Regions from separate parts of the Homo sapiens genome. Here region 1 is linked to region 2. A link is an interaction called in ENCODE POLR2A ChIA-PET data of the cell type or tissue named here. Cell type or tissue: IMR-90. All regions are shown on one strand. Each heading gives the region's core, and the rest is flanking DNA. Links, peaks and the distances in the headings are about the cores only. Region 1 holds the start of SNORD22 (small nucleolar RNA, C/D box 22). Region 2 overlaps ATL3 (atlastin GTPase 3).

What was found. ChIA-PET counts read pairs that join two places held together with the same protein. Peaks named below come from ENCODE experiments on the same cell type or tissue, not always from the same donor. Only the 100,000 strongest peaks of a DNase experiment are listed, where the experiment ranks them.
Region 1: POLR2A ChIA-PET joins it to region 2 with 13 read pairs; 4 of 35 experiments call an interaction of 5 or more read pairs at or near these places.

The regions. Positions count from the first base shown.
Region 1 is chr11:62,848,694-62,853,083 of GRCh38, reverse strand. SNHG1 (small nucleolar RNA host gene 1) reads left to right here. Exons shown (of 9, transcript NR_152585.1): 7 at 1-9; 8 at 245-273; 9 at 403-1,106. It overlaps SNORD22 (small nucleolar RNA, C/D box 22), which reads left to right and starts at 49; the gene lies at 49-174. RefSeq lists enhancers at 2,345-2,404, 2,455-2,644. In IMR-90, for the core only: no CTCF peak of the experiment used is centred there; no DNase peak of the experiment used is centred there.
Region 2 is chr11:63,661,955-63,666,344 of GRCh38, reverse strand. All of the region lies in intron 1 of ATL3 (atlastin GTPase 3), which reads left to right. Among named protein-coding and RNA genes, the nearest start is that of ATL3, 7.2 kb to the left of the region's middle. In IMR-90, for the core only: no CTCF peak of the experiment used is centred there; a DNase peak (open chromatin) is centred at 2,354; H3K27ac peaks cover 1,101 bases.

The DNA.
Region 1 (4,390 bases), core at 135-4,134, 810 kb after region 2:
AAGTTACAGGTGAGTAAACCTAAATGTAAGGTGGACTATGCTAAAAATTCCCAATGAAGAAACTTTCACATGTCTTACTCTCTGTCCTAGTCCCAGAGCCTGTAAAGGTGAACCCACTGGGACTGGCTGGGGGAGAAGAGGAAGATTTGTTCCAGAAGGAACTGTCTGAGGGATGATAAAGATTTCTATACAGAGAAAGGGAGTAATCATCACTTGTTGAAAACATTGGTTTTATTTTTTCCAGGTCTGAGCAAATAAGGTGTATAAAAAATGGTAGGTATCTGTTTAAATATTTAACTGATTTTATAATAGCAACCTTTTGCTCCTAGGTTACATAGTGTTAAATATTGTGTTCATTTGTATTTTCCAATCCAATAAGAACTTTTTTTTTTACCTCTGCAGGAATCTGTCTTGGAGGACATCAGAAGGTGAATTTTCCAAGTTCTTGGACAACCTAGCTGTTGAAAAGCTTTCTGGGTTTGGGGGGTATTTCAGATGTACCTTAAAGTGTTAGCAGACACAGATTAAGACACTGGGAGCCAATGAAACAGCAGTTGAGGGTTTGCTGTGTATCACATTTCTGTATTTTATCACCCCCTTCCTGCAACATTATTTATCTGGAATCTACCTGCCCTTTTGTTTTTTAGATACAAGGGCTTGGTTTTGTTACCCAGGCTGGTTTCAAGGCCATAGCTTTAAGAGATCCTCTCACCACAGATTTCCAAAGTGCTGGGATTGCAGGTGTGATTCATGGCACCCAGACTTTGCTGCCTTTCTTACATGATCCAGGCCCAGAACCCAAACTCAGGCACTGTATAGATGACCACTTTCGTAAACTACTGACCTAGCTTGTTGCCAATTGTTGATTGAACTTCCCATAACTCCACTTCGTGTCTGTTCCTCTGTATACAGCCACCTTCTGTTCCCGTCATGAGCCTTTAGGTCTCCATTTGCATATTGCAAATACTATGTTCCATGTAGGTAGCTCATTCAGGGCCTTGCTCTTCACTTCAAAAAAGGTTCCCTTGAGGACTGGCTGTCAATTTGTGTTGCTGTGTTGGTTGTTGATGAAAATAATAAAATGATTGATTACATAGTCCTGTTTACTTTTTTTGTGTGTATGTGTCTCTTAGCATCAGTGTGTAAATTTCCATGGGAAACTGGCTTTCCTCTCATGCTCCCTGAAGTACCTGGAACTTGAAGGGACATCTGACAGTTTGCCTGATAGGCAGTGTGTTAAATGAGTAACCTGAGTAGAACATCCATCTTTTTTTTTTTTCTCTTGCCTAGTCTTAGAGTACAGTGACATGATCACAACCTCACTGCAGCTTCAAGCTTTTGGGCTTAAGCAAACCTACTTGACTTTAACCAGCAGCTGGGGCTGGGACTACAGACACCACACCCAGCCCAAATCTGTTTTTTCCTGGGGGAAGCAAGGGACAATGGAGTCAAGCTGGAGTGCAGTAGTGCCATCTCGCCTCCCTGCAGCCTCCACCTGGATTGAGTGATTGTCCTGCCTCAGCCCCGAGTAGCTGGGATTGCAGATACCTGTCACGAAGCAAGCCTAGTTATTGGGATTTTAGTAGAGGTTTCACTATGTTGACCAGGCTTAGTCCTGACCTCAAGTGATCTGCCTGCCTCCCAAACCTGTGCCTTTTTTTTTTTTCTGAGGTGGAATCTCGTTCTTGTCACCCAGGCTGGAATGCAGTGGCATTATCTTGGCTCACTGTAACTTCACCACCTGGGTTCAAGCCATTCTCCCTGCCTCAGCCTCCTGAGTAGCTGGAACTACAGCCGCATGCCACCACACCCGGCTACTTTTTTGTATTTTTAGTACAGATGGGGTTTCACCGTGTTAACAGGATGGTCTCGATCTGACCTCATGATCCGCCTGCCTCGGCCTCCCAAAGTGTTGGGATTACAGGTGGGAACCACTGCACCCAGCCAAATTATGCTTTTTATTTTATTTTTTTGAAACGGAGTTTCTCTGTTATTTCCCAGGCTGGAGTGCAATGGCAGGATCTCTGCTCACCGCAACCTCCGCCTCCCAGGTTCAAGCGATTCTCCTGCCTTAGCCTCCCAAGTAGCTGGGATTACAGGCATGCGCCACCATGCCTGGCTAATTATTGTGTGTGTGTGTGTGTGTGTGTGTGTGTGTATATGTATATATATATATATATATATTTTTTTTTTTTTCAGTAGAGACGGGGTTTCTCCATGTTGGTCAGGCTGCTCTTGAACTCCTGACCTCAGGTGATCCACCCGCCTCGGCCTCCCAAAGTGCTGGGATTACAGGCATGAGCCACGGTGCCTGGCCAAATCTCTGCTTTTTAATTGGCCTTGAGGAAGAAGGGAAAGCACAGGGACAGTGCCAACCTGTGGATACTATGGGGTACAGAGTTGTGTATGGTTAGGTCAGCAGCTCTCAATTTTTTCAGACGGTCTTGCTCTGTCACCCAGGCTGTGGTACAGTTGTGCGATCACAGCTCACTGCAGCCTCAACTTGCTGGGCTCCAGTGATTCTCCCACCTCAGCCTCCCAAATAGCTGGGACCACAGGTGCACACCACCATGCCCAGCTAATTTTGTATTTTTGTTAGAGACAGTTTCACCATATTACCTAGGCTGGTCTTGAACTCCTGAGCTCAAGCAGTCCACCCAACTCTGCCTCCCAAAGTGCTGGGATTACAGACATCTGCACCTGGCTGCTTTTCTTTGTTTTTTGTTTTTTGTGGGTTTTTTTTTAAGCCACCAGGTATTAAAGCCGGTTCTCAATCTTTTTAACCAGGCAGAATATGTTTGGAGAGATTTCTTCAGTTTTTTCTGTTTTTTTTTTGTTTGTGTGGTTTTTTTTGTGTGTGTGTTTGTTTTTGTTTCTTTTGAAGCTCTTTGTCACCCAGGCTGGAGTGTAGTGGTGTCATCATGTCTCAACACAGCCGCAAGCTCCTGGGCTCAAGCGATCCGACACCTGAGTTTCCCGAGTAGCTGGGACTATAGGGACATGCCTACTATGCCCAGGTAATTTTAATTTTTTGTAGAGATAGTCTCACTATGTTGCCCAAGTTGGTCTCGAACTGGGCTCAAGTGATCCCACTGCCTCAGTGTCTCAAAGTGTTGAGATTACAGGCATGAGCCACTGCACCCTGCATCCCTCAGAAGAGCAATTTTTTAAATCTTCCCTGAGCTTGGAGACTCCAGCCTGCATTGACAGGTAGCCCCCCTTTGGGTGATTCTGTTGTAAGCCACCAGATAATGACTACCCTTATATTTCTCAAAGTGTTTGGGAGAATGGACACCAAGTAGTGATAAATTACGGGATTTTTACCTGTTTTATTTTTTATTTATTTACTTTTTTTTTGTTTTTTGAGAAGGAGTTTCGCTCTGTCACCCAGGCTGGAGTGCAGTGGTGTGATCTCGGCTCACTGCAACCTCTGCCTCCCGGGTTCAAGCGATTCTCCTGCCTCAGCTTCCCAAGTAGCTGGGACTACAGGCGTGTGCCACTACACCCAGATAATTTTTGTATTTTTAGTAGACACGGGGTTTCACTATATGTTGGCCAGGCTGGTCTCGAACTCCTGACCTCAGATGATTCACCCACCTCGCCCTTCCAAAGTGCCAGGATTACAGGTGTGAGCCACCGCACCAGGCCCTGTTTTTAATTTTTGTTTGTAAATTTTAGGATTTCTCCGGTCAGAATTATAAGAACAGCAACTCAGCTGAAACAACACACATTTTTTGCTCATTAAATGGTAGCCACATAGACTTGAGAGTTGTCAGCACAATAATTTACAACCACAAGAATGGAAGAGTCAATTCTGAGAAGACCACCCAAGGACCCTAGGGGAGCACCAGAATTTAGAGATGGAGGATCAGCAGAACAGAAACTTAGAAAAGCAGTGCAAGCAGTGGGAACCTGCACGGTACTGACTTGCAAACTGAGGGAAGTCTCCCCACTGCCCACAGCTGAATCTTTTGTTAAAGCCACAAAGAAGTCAGGTGGGGACTGGCCAGGTGCAGCGGCTCACACCTGTAATCCCAGCACTTTGGGAGGCAAAGGTGGGCTGATTACCTGAGGTCACAAGTTCAAGACCAGCCTTGCCAACATGGTGAAACCCCATCTTTACTAAAAGAAATGAGCCGGGTGTAGCGGCATGCACCTGTAGTCCCAGCTACTCAGGAGGCTGAGGCAGGAGAATCTCTTGAACCTGGGAGGACTCCAGCCTGGACGACACAGCAAGACTGTATCTCAAAAAAAAAAAAAAAAAAAAAAAAAAGGCCGGGCACAGTGGCTCACACCTGTAATCCCAGCAGTTTGGGAGGCTGAGACAGGCGGATCACCTGAGGCCAGGAGTTCAAGACCAGTCTGACCAACATGGAGAAACCCTGTCTCT
Region 2 (4,390 bases), core at 262-4,261:
AGGGTAGGCCGGGCGCGGTGGCTCACGCCTGTAATCCCAGTACTTGGGGAGGCTGAGGCGGGTGGATCACCTGAGGTCAGGAGTTCGAGACCAGCCTGGCCAAGGTGGTGAAACGCCACCTCTACTAAAAATACAAAAATTAGGCGTGGTGGTGGGTACCTGTAATCCCAGCTACTTAGGAGGCTGAGGCAGGAGAATTGCTTGAACCCAGGAGGCAGAGGTTGCAGTGAGATGATACTGGGAGGCTGAGGTGGGAGGATTGCCTGAGCCCGGTAGGTTGAGGCTGCAGTGAACCATGATTGCACCACCGCACCTCTAGCCTGTGCAACAGAGTGAGACCCAGTCTTAAAAAAGGTGTAATATATAAGCAGCTCCATTTAACTTGCATTATTGGTGTGTACAGCTCAAAATAATTCTTCCCTTACATAAGCCCAAACCCAAGGATCACTGTCAGTGAACAACATCTTTTTTTTTTTTTGAGACAGGGTCTTGCTCTGTTGTCCTGATTGTAGTGCAGTGGTTGACTTACTGCAACCTCTGCCTCCCAGGTTCAAGTGATACCAAGTAGCTGGGATTACAGGCGCGTTACCACCAAGCCTGGTTAATTTTCATATTTTTAGTAGAGATGGGGTTTCGCCGTGTTGCCCAGGCTGGTCTCGAACTCCTGATCTCAGGTGATCTGCCTGCCTCAACCTCCCAAAAGTGCTAGGATTATAGGCGAGACCTCCCATGCCTGGCCAACAAGATCTTTTTTAATCTGGTGGGTGTTGATAATCATGCTTATATTACTGGTGTGAAGAGAAATGCAGAATCACCCCAGCTCTTCCAACTAAACAGAGCCTGGTTCCCTTCCTTTATTCTTGGGTACCGTGCTACAGGGAGAGGAAGAGATGAGTAAGGACTTTTCCCCCATAGCTGTCCTCAGTAGTCTTCAGCTTCTCTTGAAGTGCAGTTCACTGTACACAACTGTATACATTCTTCTTTTTTTTTTTTTTTTTTGAGATGGAGTCTCACTCTGTCACCCAGGCTGGAGTGCAATGGCTTAATCTCAGCTCACCGCAACCTCCGCCTCCCGGGGTTCAAGCGATTCTCCTGCCTCAGCCTCCCGAGTAGCTGGGATTACAGGCATGTGCCACCACGCCCAGCTAATTTTGTATTTTTAGTAGAGACAGAGTTTCTCCATGTTGGTCAGGGTGGTCTTGAACTCCTGACTTCAGGTGATCCACCCACCTTGGCCTTCCAGTGTTGGGATTGACAGGCATGAGCCCCCATGCCCAGTCTCAACTGTATACATTCTTATCATTGGATTACCCCATCTTGTAACCACGTAACTTTATCTTCCATGTCTACTGCTCTGACAATGCCACTTGGATCCTTTGGGTTGTAGCCTTCAACCACATTATGGTACATGTCATTCATTCATTTTACAATAGTTTATTGGCCGGGTGCGGTGGCTCACGCCTGTAATCCCAGCACTTTGGGAGGCTGAGGCAGGTGGATCACAGGGTTAGGAGTTCGAGACCAGCCTGGCCAATATGGTGAAACCTTCTATCTACTAAAAATACAAAAATTAGCCGGGCATGGAGGTGCATGCCTGTGGTCCCAGCTGCTCGGGAGTCGCTTGAACCCGGGAGGCGGAGGTTGCGCTGAGCCAAGATCGCGCCACTGCACTCCAGCCTGGGCAACAGAGCGAGACTCCGTCTCAAAAAAAAAAAACAAAAAAACAATAGCTTATTGTATGTGCTGTGTGTCATTACATTGATATTGCTCATTACATTCACATTGCTCAGTACGCTTTTTTTTAAAAGACAGAGTTTCGCTCTGTTGCCCAGGCTAGAGTGCAGTGGCGCAATGTTGGCTCACAGCAACCTCTGCCTCCCGGGTTCAAGCGATTCTCCTGCTTCAGTCTCCCGAGTAGCTGGGATTACGGGTGCCTACCACCACGCCCAGCTAATTTTTTATATTTTTGGTAGAGATGGGGTTTCACCATGTTGGCCAGGGTGGTCTCGAACTCCTGACCTCAAGTGACCTGCCTGCCTCGGCCTCCCAAGGTGCTGGGATTACAGGCATGGGCCACCGAGGCTGGCCTCGCTCAGTAAACTTTTAATAGTGAAATAGATAAAACAAAAAGATCTGGTATGATGAACTTAATTGTAAAGTCCTGGAAGACTGTTGTGTTGGCTGCTAGGCTTGGCTGTATTTGATGGAGCCTCCAAATAAGTGATTTAAGCAAGGTAGACATTTATTTTTCTTTCACACAGAAGTGAACCAATATGGCAGTTCTGCTATACGAAATCTGACCTCTCTTGTTTCTCCAGCATTCCTGGGGTGTTGCCCTCATATGCCTGGCCCAAGATGATTCACTCCCACTTTTACATCTAGCCAGCAAGCAGGGGGAAAATGCCTGATCTGGAAGTTGTGTCTGTTATTTCCAGTCACTTCCCATTGTTCAGAATTTAGTCACCTGGTCATATCCTAGCTATAAATTTGGGTTGGAAATGTGTTTCTTCTGGGCAGTTGTATGCCCAGCTAAAAATCTATTATATAGCAGGAGGGAGAAATTAATATTGGGGGAACAACCAGACATCTCTGCCACAATCAAGACTTTGTTTTGTATTTCTTTGAGTGCTACACAGTACTTAACACTGTGGCTTATCCCTGAAGTCTGAATAAATTCTTCTCATTAGTTCTTTGTATGAAAGACTGAAGGTCTTTGGATCTTGGATTTACCTGCTGCTGGGGCAATAAGAACCCTAAGAGATTATTCACAGAAGTGTTTCCTTTTTAATCCAGGCAATAACAGGAAAGAAAAGTATTAGTATACATTGATTACAATGATAGCATGACATTTAACCTATATTTATAACTTGTTTTCCAATAGTCTGCAAAAACTTAAAAAGTAGGAAGAAGCCAGCCACAGTGGCTATCATCCACATTCACAGTGGCCTATCATCCCAGCATTCTGGGAGGCTGAGGTGAGAGGATCACTAGAGCCCAGGAGTTTGAGACTAATGTGGGCCACATAATGAGACCCCCATCTCTACAAAAAAATTAAAAAATTAGCCAGGCATGGTGGCACACACCTGTACTGCCAGCTACTCTGGTGGCTGAGGTGGGAGGATTGCTTGAACCCAGGAGTTTGAGGCTGCAGTAAGCTAGGATTGCACCACTGCATTCCAGCCTGTGTGCCAGAGCAAAATACTGTCTCCAAAAAAAAAAAAAGTGCGAAGAACCCTTCTGTTGCTATCTGATACTATAAATGTAAAAAGTGAGCAGCAATTCCAGTAGCTTGAAGGGGAGAGAGTCTTGCAGTCAAACTGTTTTGTCTGCTTTGCCTGCCATGATCGTGTAGCCTTCAGTGCTGGTTAGACAAAGTCATTTTGGAACCATCTTTGTGATTTTGGCCATGTCTGCCTGTCAGTACTAAGCTTTACTTACTATGTCTCCTTAAGTCTACTTTAAATGGACTTCTTGGCTGGGTACTGTGTCGCTGTGATTTTGGCCATGTCTGCCTGTCAGTACTAAGCTTTACTTAATATGTCTCCTTAAGTCGACTTTAAATTGACTTCTTGGCTGGGTACGGTGTCGCTGTAATCCCAACACTTTGGGAGGTTGAGACGAGTGGATCATTTGAGCTCAGGAGTTCAAGACGGGCCTGGGCAACATGGTGAAACACTGTCTCTCCAAAAATACAAAAATTAGCTGGGTGTGGTGATGAATGCCTGTAGTCCCAGCTACTTGGGAGGCTGAGGTGGGAGGATGACTTGGGCCGGAGAGGCAGAGGTTGCAGTGAGGCAAGATTGTGCCATTGCACTCCAGCCTGAGTTATAGAGCCAGACCTTGTCTTAAATAAATAAACAGACTTCTTAAACTTAGCATCCTTCTAAAGAATAATTTATCAAAATACAGATTTGTTGTTTTAAAGTATACATTAACATGCATAATTATTAAAATTACTATGTCCTTTTAACTACCTAAAAACATCTTTAATACCAGTGACACATACTCTTAGGGAAATAGTTCTTTATTCATTCCTTACGCCCCACTGGTAGTTTTTTGTGAACTTCCCATAAGTCCACAGCTACTAAGTGGCTCTGAATTTCTTTCTTTCTTTCTTTTTTTTTTTTTTTTTGAGATAGAGTCTTGCTCTGAAATCTAGGCTGGAGTGCAGTGGCACGGTCTTGGCTCACTGCAGCCTCCACCGTGCAGGTTCAAGTAATTCTCCTGCCTCAGCCTCTGGAGTAGCTGGGATTACAGGCACCCACCACCACGCCCGGCTAATTTTTGTATTTTTAGTAGAGATGGAGTTTCACCATGTTGGACCAGGGTGGTCTCGAACTCCTGACCTCAGGTGACACGCCTGCCTTGGCCCCCAAAGTGCTGGGATTAC